2 separate regions of the Homo sapiens genome follow, and region 1 is linked to region 2. The links are chromatin contacts, found by Hi-C or POLR2A ChIA-PET in ENCODE. All regions are on one chromosome and are shown on one strand. Each heading gives the region's core, a stretch centred on a gene start or an enhancer-like site at or near the end of the contact. The rest is flanking DNA. Distances are from core to core; before and after follow the strand shown. Region 1 overlaps LOC100506851 (a long non-coding RNA gene). Region 2 holds the start of HTR1B (5-hydroxytryptamine receptor 1B).

Region 1 (6,477 bases), core at 3,548-6,047, 2.0 Mb after region 2:
TGAAATATTAACATACAACAGGCGAAGTTCCAAACATTCATCTACTGTCATCCACTTGTCTACGTGTGAGGATAACACTGGTTGTGAGCACAGAGGACTAATCATAAAACTCATCATTTGGGTAATGAGACCTTTAGTAGAATAAGATAACACTTCAGATTTATTCTGAAAAAGACAGAAGACTTTTTGGCTGGTGATACCCAGTGTTGTTTCTATGATATTACCTCCCACTGTAGACTATCACGCCTCTCCTTGGATCCAACCATATTTTTGGATTGACCTATAATTGACTTCGGATTTATTTCAAATAAAATTTCCAAGATATTGCCGTTTTCCCCTTTCTTTTTATTATTATTATTATTGTTATATTTTAAGTTTTAGGGTACATGTGCACAATGTGCAGGTTTGTTACATATGTATACATGTGCCATGCTGGTGTGCTGCACCCATTAACTCGTCATTTAGCATTAGGTATATCTCCTAAAGCTATCCCTCCCCCCTACCCCCACCCCACAACAGTCCCCAGAGTGTGATGTTCCCCTTCCTGCGTCCATGTGTTCTCATCGTTCAATTCCCACCTATGAGCGAGAATATGCGGTGTTTGGTTTTTTGTTCTTGTGATAGTTTACTGAGAATGATGATTTCCAATTTCATCCATGTCCCTACAAAGGACATGAACTCATCATTTTTTATGGCTGCATAGTATTCCACAGTGTATATGTGCCACATTTTCTTAAGCCAGTCTATCATTGTTGGACATTTGGGTTGGTTCCAAGTCTTTGCTACTGTTAATAGTGCCGCAATAAACATACGTGTGCATGTGTCTTTATAGCAGCATGATTTATAGTCCTTTGGGTATATACCCAGTAATGGGATGGCTGGGTCAAATGGTATTTCTAGTTCTAGATCCCTGAGGAATCGCCACACTGACTTCCACAATGGTTGAACTAGTTTACAGTCCCACCAACAGTGTAAAAGTGTTCCTATTTCTCCACATCCTCTCCAGCACCTGTTGTTTCCTGACTTTTTAATGATTGCCATTCTAACTGGTGTGAGATGGTATCTCATTGTGGTTTTGATTTGCATTTCTCTGATGGCCAGTGATGGTGAGCATTTTTTCATGTGTTTTTTGACTGCATAAATGTCTTCTTTTGAGAAGTGTCTGTTCATGTCCTTCACCCACTTTTTGATGGGGTTGTTTGTTTTTTTCTTGCAAATTTGTTTGAGTTCATTGTAGATTCTGGATATTAGCCCTTTGTCAGATGAGTAGGTTGTGAAAATTTTCTCCCATTTTGTAGGTTGCCTGTTCACTCTGATGGTAGTTTCTTTTGCTGTGCAGAAGTTCTTTAGTTTAATTAGATCCCATTTGTCAATTTTGGCTTTTGTTGCCATTGCTTTTGGTGTTTTAGACCTGAAGCCCTTGCCCATGCCTATGTCCTGAATGGTAATGCCTAGGTTTTTTTCTAGGGTTTTTATGGTTTTAGGTCTAACGTTTAAATCTTTAATCCATCTTGAATTAATTTTTGTATAATTCCTTGTGTAAGGAAGGGATCCAGTTTCAGCTTTCTACATATGGCTAGCCAGTTTTCCCAGCACCATTTATTAAATAGGGAATCCTTTCCCCATTGCTTGTTTTTCTCAGGTTTGTCAAAGATCAGATAGTTGTAGATATGTGGTGTTATTTCTGATGGCTCTGTTCTGTTCCATTGATCTGTATCTCTGTTTTGGTACCAGTACCATGCTGTTTTGGTTACTGTAGCCTTGTAGTATAGTTTGAAGTCAGGTAGCGTGATGCCTCCAGCTTTGTTCTTTTGGCTTACGATTGACTTGGCAATGTGGGATCTTTTTGGGTTCCATATGAACTTTAAAGCATTCTGTGAACAAAGTCATTGGTAGCTTGATGAGGATGGCATTGAATCTATAAATTACCTTGGGCAGTATGGCCATTTTCACGATATTGATTCTTCCTACTCATGAGCATGGAATGTTCTTCCATTTGTTTGTATCCTCTTTTATTTCATTGAGCAGTGGTTTGTAGTTATTGAAGAGGTCCTTCACGTCCCTTGTAAGTTGGATTCCTAGGTATTTTATTCTCTTTGAAGCAATTGTGAATGGGAGTTCACTCATGATTTGGCTCTCTGTTTGTCTGTTATTGGTGTATAAGAATGCTTGTGATTTTTGTACATTGATTTTGTATCCTGAGACTTTGCTGAAGTTGCTTATCAGCTTAAGGAGATTTTGGGCTGAGACAATGGGGTTTTCTAGATATATAATCATGTCATCTGCAAACAGGGACAATTTGACTTCCTCTTTTCCTAAATGAATACCCTTTCTTTCCTTCTCCTGCCTAATTGCCCTGGCCAGAACTTCCAACTCTATGTTGAATGGGAGTGGTGAGAGAGGTCATCCCTGTCTTGTGCCAGTTTTCAAAGGGAATGCTTCCAGTTTTTGTCCATTCAGTATGATATTGGCTGTGGGTTTGTCATAGATAGCTCTCATTATTTTGAGATATGTCCCATCAATACCTAATTTATTGAGAGTTTTTAGCATGAAGGTTGTTGAATTTTGTCAAAGGCCTTTTCTGCATCTATTGAGATAATCATGTGGTTTTTGTCTTTGGTTCTGTTTATATGCTGGATTACATTTATTGATTTGCGTATATTGAACCAGCCTTGCATCCCAGGGATGAAGCCCACTTGATCATGGTGGATAAGCTTTTTGATGTGCTGCTGGATTCGGTTTGCCAGTATTTTATTGAGGATTTTTGCATCAATGTTCATCAAGGATATTGGTCTAAGATTCTCTTTTTTGGTTGTGTCTCTGCCAGGCTTTGGTATCAGGATGTTGCTGGCCTCATAAAATGAGTTAGGGAGGATTCCCTCTTTTTCTATTGGTTGGAATAGTTTCAGAAGGAATGGTACCAGTTCCTCCTTGTACCTCTGTTAGAATTCAGCTGTGAATCCATCTGGTCCTGGACTCTTTTTGGTTGGTAAGCTATTGATTATTGCCACAGTTTCAGAGCCTGTTATTGGTCTATTCAGAGATTCAACTTCTTCCTGGTTTAGTCTTGGGAGTGTGTATGTGTTGAGGAATTTATTCATTTCTTCTAGATTTTCTAGTTTATTTGCATAGAGGTGTTTGTAGTATTCTCTGATGGTAGTTTGTATTTCTGTGGAATCGGTGGTGATATCCCCGTTATCATTTTTTATTGCGTCTATTTGATTCTTCTCTTTTTTCTTCTTTATTAGTCTTGCTAGCGGTCTATCAATTTTGTTGATCCTTTCAAAAAACCAGCTCCTGGATTCATTAATTTTTTGAAGGGTTTTTTGTGTCTCTATTTCCTTCAGTTCTGCTCTGATTTTAGTTATTTCTTGCCTTCCGCTAGCTTTTGAATGTGTTTGCTCTTGCTTTTCTAGTTCTTTTAATTGTGATGTTAGAGTGTCAATTTTGGATCTTTCCTGCTTACTCTTGTGGGCATTTAGTGCTATAAATTTCCCTCTACACACTGCTTTGAAAGTGTCCCAGAGATTCTGGTATGTTGTGTCTTTGCTCTCGTTGATTTCAAAGAACATCTTTATTTCTGCCTTCATTTCGTTATGCACCCAGTAGTCATTCAGGAACAGGTTGCTCAGTTCCATCTGAGCTTTGAAGAGAGCAGTGGTTCTCCCAGCACGCAGCTGGAGATCTGAGAACAGGCAGACTGCCTCCTCAAGTGGGTCCCTGACCCCTGACCCCCGAGCAGCCTAACTGGGAGGCACCCCCCAGTAGGGGCAGACTGACACCTCACACGGCCGGGTACTCCTCTCAGACAAAACTTCCAGAGGAACGATCAGACAGCAGCATTCGCGGTTCAAGAAAATCCGCTGTTCTGCAGCCACCACTGCTGGTACTCAGGCAAACAGGGTCTGGAGTGGACCTCTAGCAAACTCCAACAGACCTGCAGCTGAGGGTCCTGTCTGTTAGAAGGAAAACTAACACACAGAAAGGACATCCACACCAAAAACCCATCTGTACCTCACCATCATCAAAAACCAAAAGTAGATAAAACCACAAAGATGGGGAAAAAACAGAGCAGAAAAACTGGAAATTCTAAAAAGCAGAGTGCCTCTCCTCCTCCAAAGGAATGCAGCTCCTCACCAGCAATGGAACAAAGCTGGATGGAGAATGACTTTGACGAGTTGAGAGAGGAAGGCTTCAGACGATCAAACTACTCCGAGCTACGGGAGGAAATTCAAACCAAAGGCAAAGAAGTTGAAAACATCCCCTTTCTTAAGTGTATACACAGGTGGGATTTAGATGGGATGAGGGAGGAGGGGACACTTAAATCAAGGGAACAGCCTGAGTAATGGCAATATATTCATGTATGAGAGAAGTAATAAGGAGAGTAGCCAGACTACAGCAGACAATTTCTCCTAGAGGGGGATTGTGGGAGGTTAAGGAGGAATCTTCTGGTGGCACAATCTTATAGAATAGTGGGTGTGCTCGGTTGTAGAGTGATGGGTGGGTGCCAAAGAGATGTGGAGGAGAAGAAGGTGGCAAAGCTCACAGGTGGGTCTCTCCACTGTGGAGAGAACTGGGTTGCTATCCTGAGTGCAAAGTCAGGAAGCAGTACACAAAACCACCCTTACTTCTGACACCAAATGCAATTCCAGGGTTTCTGGAGACCACTCTCAGTTTCCATAGTTCACTAGAAGGACTCACAGAACTCACTGAAAGCTGTTATATTCATGGTTTTGATTTATCACAGTGAAAGGTTACAGAATCAAATCAGTCAAGGGAAGTGATACATAGGGCAGTGTCCAGAAAAGTCCCCAACAAAGAACTGATTGTTCTCTTCCAGCATATTGTGGACAGCATTAGCTTTCCCAGTAACATTGTGAGGCAATATGCACAAAGTACTGCCAACCAGGGAAGCTCACCCACGGCTTGGTGCCCAGAGTTTTTATTGGGACTCAGTCACACAGACCTGGTTGATCACCCATGTGTTCGACCTCAGTCTCCAGCCCCACCAAAAGCACATTATTAGACTGCTGGCGTGGCCCAAGTCCCTCAGGTAGACAAAGATATGACATTCTAAGGGGTTAGAGAGTACCTCCCAGGGCCCAAGGAAAAAGCCAGGCTTCTCTTTGGGTATGGGCAATTTATTACTATACCCTGAGGTAACATATTTTGTTCTTCATTTTGTCCCCTTTTTCTTTTCTTCTTCTTCTCATTTCTGTCCTTTTCCAAAATTTTTAAGGTATATATCTATGCCCAAACAGTCTATGCCCAGAAGACCCTCTCCTCTGCTGCTGTCCAGTCACTGTCATAGTGACTGGGTTCTATGTACTGAGAACAGGGTCAGTGGCGTCTCTTCATTCTAAGTTTGACAAACGCCGCAGAGTATGCTGGGAAAATTTCCTGGTGCCAGGACCCTGGAGAATGTTATTTGCAAGACAGTTTCCTCCTCAAGTTGAAAAAATACACAAACAAATACAAGTCACGTCAGAAACCAAGTACTAAAAGTCTGAATCCCATGGCAGCATAGGGATTGCCCCTTTCCACTAGGGATAGAGCATGCTGAAGATTTATGCTGGGTCATATAGTCTCAAACAATGAGAGTTCTTAAAAATATTAAATTACCCTAAATAAATTGACTATGTGATTCAGGTAAGGCTGCCTCACAGCCTTAGAATAGGTCCTTTTAAAGCTCTCTCAGGTGTCTTTTTGTTTTATTTGAGATTCCTTTCTTTGCCACCCTGTTTCCTTCAGTGAATGCTCAGCCAGGGAAAGCCTTCTCAGAAAACGAGGAGATTTCACCACCTTGAGTCTTTGATCTTCCTTAATTATCTTTAGAGATTTCTATAAGAGTAGCCTGCCTTAATTTTTTTTTTTTATTCTTTGGAAACATCAGACTGGGTCCAGCTTTGGGCTTATGCCTACATTATAAATGCTAAAGGGCTTTATTTGCAAATAAATTACTTCCCACACACACTTGTCAAACTAAATCATAAGGCACAAAAATAAAAGGACTTGAATTGACAAAAATGATAATTATTCGCAAAGGGAAACCATTTCAAATGTGTTCCTACTTACCCACACCTACTTTTTGATCTTTGGTCCAAAAACCCTCTTAAATTAAGCGTTTTGCTTTCAGTGCACTTATCTCAGAATTGTGGAATGAAATAAATAGGGAACATAAATGGCATTATTTTAAAATAATGCAATTTGTGTCTAGTATGGTCATGTGTGGTACTCTTACTTATTATGCTGAACTGTAATTTAAAATAGTTCATATCCTATATACTAAAAACTAACCCAGGGTTTTCTCCTACATTTTCAAAAATCATTATTATACATTCATATTGTCATTAACATTGATCATGCTGCCAGACAAGTGTTCTGCTTTATATATTTAATTAGATGTTTTATGTTTTATACTTGCACCTTGAGGTAATCTTAACATGAAGGGGACAATTTTGTAACTGCAAAAAAAAA
Region 2 (5,624 bases), core at 128-2,627:
AGGAGAGAGAGCCTCGCTGGGACCCAGAAACCGCGAAAGAAGATTCGACCTACCTGTGGAACCAGACACAACTTGGTCCCCAAAGGTCGCTTAGGCGACCCCACTGCAAACGGCAAGTCAACTTGTGCACTTAAAACGTATCAGTTTATGGAATGCTTGTTTAAAGTCCTCATTGGACATGGTATAGATTATGGGGTTGATGAGGGAGTTGAGATAGCCCAGCCATGTGAAGAAGTCAAAGATGGCTAGGTGGAACCAGCAGGCATCTTTGCAGATAGGCATCACTAGGGAGATGATGAAGAAGGGTAGCCAACACACAATAAAGGCTCCCAAAATGATCCCTAGGGTCTTGGTGGCTTTGCGCTCCCTAGCGGCCATGAGTTTCTTCTTTTCCAGCAGGGCGTCGGAGACTCGCACTTTGACTTGGTTCACATACACAGGAGATCCGGATTCGCTGGGCACGTCGGGAACCCGCGAGTTAATAGAGGTGACCGAGGACGTGGACCCGGGGGAGTCGGTTATCAGCTGGGCTCGGGTCAAGCGCTTGCCGGTCCTGTTGGGCGTCTGTTTCAAAATCCGGGAGCGGGCTTCTACGTAGATGCGGCCATAGAGGGCGATGAGGAGCAGGGTGGGGAAGTAGAAAGCACCCACCGTGGAGTAGACCGTGTAGAGGATGTGGTCGGTGTTCACCACGCATTCCGACACCTCCTCTTCGGCCTTAGCCTGACGCCAGAAGAAGGGCGGCAGCGAGATAGAGATGGAGAAGACCCACACCAGCGCGATCATGACCGCCGCCCTCTTGGGAGTCCTTTTAGCTGAGTACTCCACGGCGTCCGTGATGGCCCAGTAGCGGTCCAGGGCGATGACACAGAGGTGCAGGATGGAGGCAGTGCAACAAGTGATGTCCGACGACAGCCAGAAGTCACAGACCACCTGGCCCAGTGTCCAGCGGCCGGTGACAGTGTACATGGTGCTGATGGGCATCACCAGGATGGACACAAGCAGGTCGGTGACCGCCAGAGAGGCGATCAGGTAGTTAGCCGGGGTGTGCAGTTTCCGGGTCCGGTACACTGTGGCAATCACAAAGGCATTGGAGAGCGTGGTGGCCAAGGTGATGAGCGCCAATAGCATAACCAGCAGTACTTTCCAGGGTAGGGAGATGGAGTCCTGGTAAATGTAGTCCTTGGCGCTGCAGTTTTGGGAGGGAGCAGAGGATAAGTTGGCTTGAGGAACCCAGGTCTCGGAGCCCGCGGGCGGCGGTGGAGCGCACTGAGCACCCGGTTCCTCCATGGCTCTCCTCGCCCCAGCTCCGGAGCGCAGCTCTTGGGCATGGAGCGGACGAAGGAGAGGGCGGAAGGACCGTGGCGATCGCAGGTTTGTCCCCAGTTGATAGTTCCGTGAGTTCCTCAATTATTCCTCCGCCCAGGTTCACAGCTGAAACTAGAGGTCATGGGTGCGGCAGCCAAGGCAGGCGGGCGCCTCCCCTGCACTTCCAGAGCGCCTAGCTAAGCCGCCGCGTCTGTGGTTGTTCCTCTCCACACCGGGTCTTAGACCTGGGTTGCTAAGAGCTGGCCCACCGAGCCCTGCTCCGCTCCAGCTCCCTGGAGGCGTCTAGTGCAGGAGGGTGAAGTACTGCTTGAGGAGAAGGCTTTGACCAAATGGGATCTCTTACCCCAGTTGCTTGAGGCTGAGCGTCTCCTAACCTGGACGCTTTTGGATCTGCAGACTTTGCCCACAGGAGTTTCCTAGGTGTAGAGACCAAAGCTTGCAGGCCAGCGAGAGGTCCCGAGATCTTGCATTCCCACCCCTCGCCCCAAGCTGGGGCACTTTTGGGGGGCTGCAGCGGCCGCCAGAGCTGGGTGGGGTGAAGTCTAGGAGCAGCGCTGCGCCGCGCCTCGCGCCGGAGCTCTGCCCTCCCTCTCTTTTCACTCTCTGGCCACTCGGACGAGCTGCCCCGCGGAGACGGAGCCATAAAAGGGGGGACACGGGGGCTGGAGTTGCGGCTGCTCGGGCCGCGCCGCCGCCACCGCCACCCTGGTCCCACGGGAGCCACTCGGAGCCATGCCACTGGGTGCGCGGGTCTGGAGGACCTGGCGCGGCACACTGGGAAGGGGCAGGTGTCTGGGGGAGCTGGAGGGACGCGGCGTGCACCAGCCCGGGAGAAGCGTGCGAGCTACGGAGCAGATGGGCTCTTTATATAGAGTCCAGGTCCGGTCCGCCAGAGCAGTGCAACTCGTGCGGCGCGGCGGGTGCGGACGCCCGCTCCCCATCACCTTCCCTTTTTCTCTCTCCCTCCCTCTTTTCCCCCCGCCCTGTTCCTTTCCTGGCCAAGGAAGCTCCCGCCGGGTCCTACCGCCCTATCTCCCCGCTTCCCACCCTGGGCCATCCTCCCAGCCCTGACAACCTGGAGCTGCATTTCTGGTCAGGGGAAGAAGGCGTCCTGTTCTCGCCTCTACGGACATCAGAGCTTGCTGCGCTGACCTCCAGTGAGACCCATGTCCTTAGCCATGGTCACAGGTTTAGTCCAGCAGTCTGGCCCTAGGCTCCTGCCTACCACTCCCACCCTAGGAGGCCAGTGTTAGGCGGGGAAGCCCTGGTCTCTGACCTCTCCGCTCTAAAATCATATCCAGCCCTGATGGCCACACCCAGGTTAGGAGGCACCAGTAATATCGCTGTAGAGGGCCCAATGTTTGCATTTTGTACTTTGCCGTCCTTAACTCTTGATACAATAAAAACTATTTTTTCATCTAGTTTTAGAAATTTGTGTTTTTCACTCAACTATGAGTCAACAGGGAAAAAGACAAGCTATCTGCGAAAATGTAAAAGTTATCACAAACAGAAGCCAACTGTATGTGAAATTAAACCTTCTGCTCCACCATCCTCTTCCAGCTGCTCAGTGCTTCAGTGCCTCTGGAAAACAGTTGCCAGTAAGCGTGTTCCTTCCAACAGCCTACCTAGAAAGGAGGTCATCAGAATTCAAGAAAAAAGGGGGATGGTGGGGCGGGGAGGACTGGAACCATCATCAGCACCATCTTGTGTGTCTCCTTTGCCTTCAACTAATATGTGGGAATGTCAGCCATAAGCTGCAGCATGCAATACCAGTACCTAGGTCTCATGACCAGGGACGGATCCCCTGTCCTCAGTTTCTCCTCTGACCTCAACAGAAACAAATGTAGGGTAGAGATGCAAATCAGAAAGTATGAAGAAAAGCTCCAGGAAAGGACAAGGTATTTTCAGCTCGAAGGATTAAATGATCCCCACTACGAATTCCTAGAGCCTAGATCCATGTTTGGCACCTAGAGTGTATCTAATAAAAACTGCATTGTAAATGAATTCATCTGTTTAAGCGCACATATATTTTAAAGAGAATCATTCTGTGTCAGAACCTAAGGCTATCTGATCTGATCCCTCCACCCAGTTTTAGAGGAAGAGTAATTGAGATCCTTTGAAAGAAGAGCTTTTTACCCAAGGCAATAAAGCACAAACCCAAGTTCCCTTAATTCCCGGTTCTCTAAACCAGGCAAGCAGGCAAAAAATAGAGTGCCTACTCTATGCTGAGTATTTTTCTAGGCATCCGAGGTATGGAGGCCAGTGGGAGTAGACTCAGACCCTCTTTTCCAGCAGTTTACATTCTAGAAGAGACAGACAATAACTACATGAACAAGTAAATAATTAATACTTATACTTTTCTGTAGTGTTAAGTGTTTTGAAGAAAAACACACATACACACATGCATGCATTGAGAGTGAGGGTACTCCTTTAACTAAGGTGGCAGCTCTTCAAGGACGTCCTCTAGATGCGGTCTGGGCTGCAGCAGCCACCCTGAGGATAAAAGCACAGCCTTCTCTCTTTTTCTCCTCCAGTCCTAGCACCTAGCATTTTGCCACCAACCTTAAGCCTCATTTTCACCACATTTTAAGGGATCCTTCCCATTCTCCCACCCCATCCACCTAGATAAACAATTATTTTTGTCAACTGCAGCGCTCACTTAGAAACCATAGAAGAGGGAAGCAAAGCCGGCGAGTTTAAACCGCTAGGTGGGGGCATTGGCCAGGACGGATCAAAAGTGTGTGCGATTGCGGGTGTGTCCTGTGGGAGTGCGGGGTGCCAGGAAACAATTTTCCCGTTATCCTAGGAGAACTGGAAACGATTAGAGACAAGTGTTAAAGGGATGGGAAGCGGGGGAAGGCCGACAGGAATGTAACCAGCTCCATGCGACCTTTCCTCTTTTAATTTCTGCTCGGGAGCATGGGACGGAGAAAAAACAAAGCAAAATTTGTTCCCCACACGGTTTTTGGCTTTAGCGGTTTGGGGACCTGTGGCTTTCTCCAGCCATGCCTCCACTGCTTCGCAGAGTCCCAGACTCCCAGAGGAATCCGCCCCTTGTAGGCAGTTTGATTTTACCCTCTTTGGTAAAGAGCTGCTTAAACACACACCGCCATCATATTGACCGGATGTTGGCAGAGTTCAGTGAAGAACCCCATTTCCTTAACCTGACTTCCGCATTTCAAGTATTCCTTTCTCACTTTAAAACACATAAAACATAGGTGTTTGCACAGAGGCGCATGTGTGTGAAACACCCAAGAGAGAAAGAGACCCTGTAAAGTCGCCTGTGCCTGGGTCACCCCTTCGGAGTAGGGGTCGCTGGGTAAGGTCCAAGTGCCAGCTCTGCAGTCCCCAGCGGCGCTAGAAGGAACCTCCAGGCAAGTTTTGGGGGAAATTCACCTGACAGGGGAGGAGCAGAGAGGGAATCAGTAGCGGAAGGGAAAGGGTGGAGATGGATTACCTGAGCGCAGCAAAACTTAGTTGAGTAGAAATAAGCTCCCGTATGAACACCGGGCACTAAAACTGCGAATTAATGTGGTTCCCTTATTATCAATTCCACGCACGTGTACGTTTGGCAGAAGCTGAGTAAGTGGAGAATAACTCTGGAACTGAAATGAAGTCAGTGAACCGACACAAAACCAGATCCTAGCGGTGAGCTGGCTGCGGAGGAACCAAAGAAAAATGAATCCTCGAGGAACCCTCTCCCATGCTAGGAAGATGTAGTTCTACAGCTGCAGCACCAAATTCGAGGCGCAGGCTGGGAAGTTTAAAGCGCAGCGCTAACCAGACTGGACACTGTCAAGGGAAGCATACTCTGCCTACAGCAACCACAAGAGATATCTCACGGAATTTATTGCAACTCAACTCTATGTAAGCTGGCAGTCAGCTAACCTTAGTCAGCCCTAGCCAGCTCTCTTGCCTGCGGCGACTGAGTCTTGCTTTCAGCATCCCTAGAGTCTTCCATCCAGAGAGTAACTATTGAAAGAGGTCCAGGCCCAGGAGCAAAGAAAGTCCTGATTTTATCTTTGCTTTGCTGAAAGAAAAACGTTAGAACACTCATGCGCCTGTCACTTTTCTCCTTTGATACAGGAAAATACAACCCCGCACTCACCATCCCACTGCTTGAGAAATCTGGTGTGGAGGCCTGTCTTGCTGCTTCTTTCAAATTCTGCTTCCTCCATCTATGGCCAGCATATATATATATATTTTCACTTCAGAAACGGGCAGCAGGAGACCACCAGCTCATGTGTGCACCATCCTAATGTGTGCTGGCAGCCCATTTCTAGGTTTATCTTATA

The links. Hi-C counts contacts between places; a loop is a spot of excess contacts on that map. ChIA-PET counts read pairs that join two places held with the same protein, here RNA polymerase II (POLR2A). Pooled maps may share reads with other maps.
Region 1: a map of endothelial cell of umbilical vein shows a loop between it and region 2 (5-fold over the local background). The contact joins the enhancer-like site here to the promoter of HTR1B in region 2. A Hi-C loop is called at or near these places in 1 of 168 maps with a recorded cell type or tissue (endothelial cell of umbilical vein), 5 of 37 single-sample maps with no recorded cell type and 10 of 50 pooled maps. POLR2A ChIA-PET finds 5 or more read pairs at or near these places in 1 of 52 experiments (activated CD4-positive, alpha-beta T cell).

The regions. Positions count from the first base shown.
Region 1 is chr6:79,456,499-79,462,975 of GRCh38, forward strand. All of the region lies in intron 5 of LOC100506851 (a long non-coding RNA gene), which reads left to right. Among named protein-coding and RNA genes, the nearest start is that of LCA5, 78 kb to the right of the region's middle. Within about 2 kb of position 4,798, at least 2 of the 41 ENCODE cell types and tissues checked have a DNase peak (open chromatin) inside an H3K27ac peak, as active enhancers do.
Region 2 is chr6:77,462,114-77,467,737 of GRCh38, forward strand. HTR1B (5-hydroxytryptamine receptor 1B) reads right to left here and starts at 1,378. Exons shown (of 1, transcript NM_000863.3): 1 at 1-1,378. The coding sequence starts at 1,290. The coding sequence ends at 118. All of the region lies in intron 5 of LOC105377864, which reads left to right. RefSeq lists a silencer at 244-388 and enhancers at 4,108-4,157, 4,368-4,427.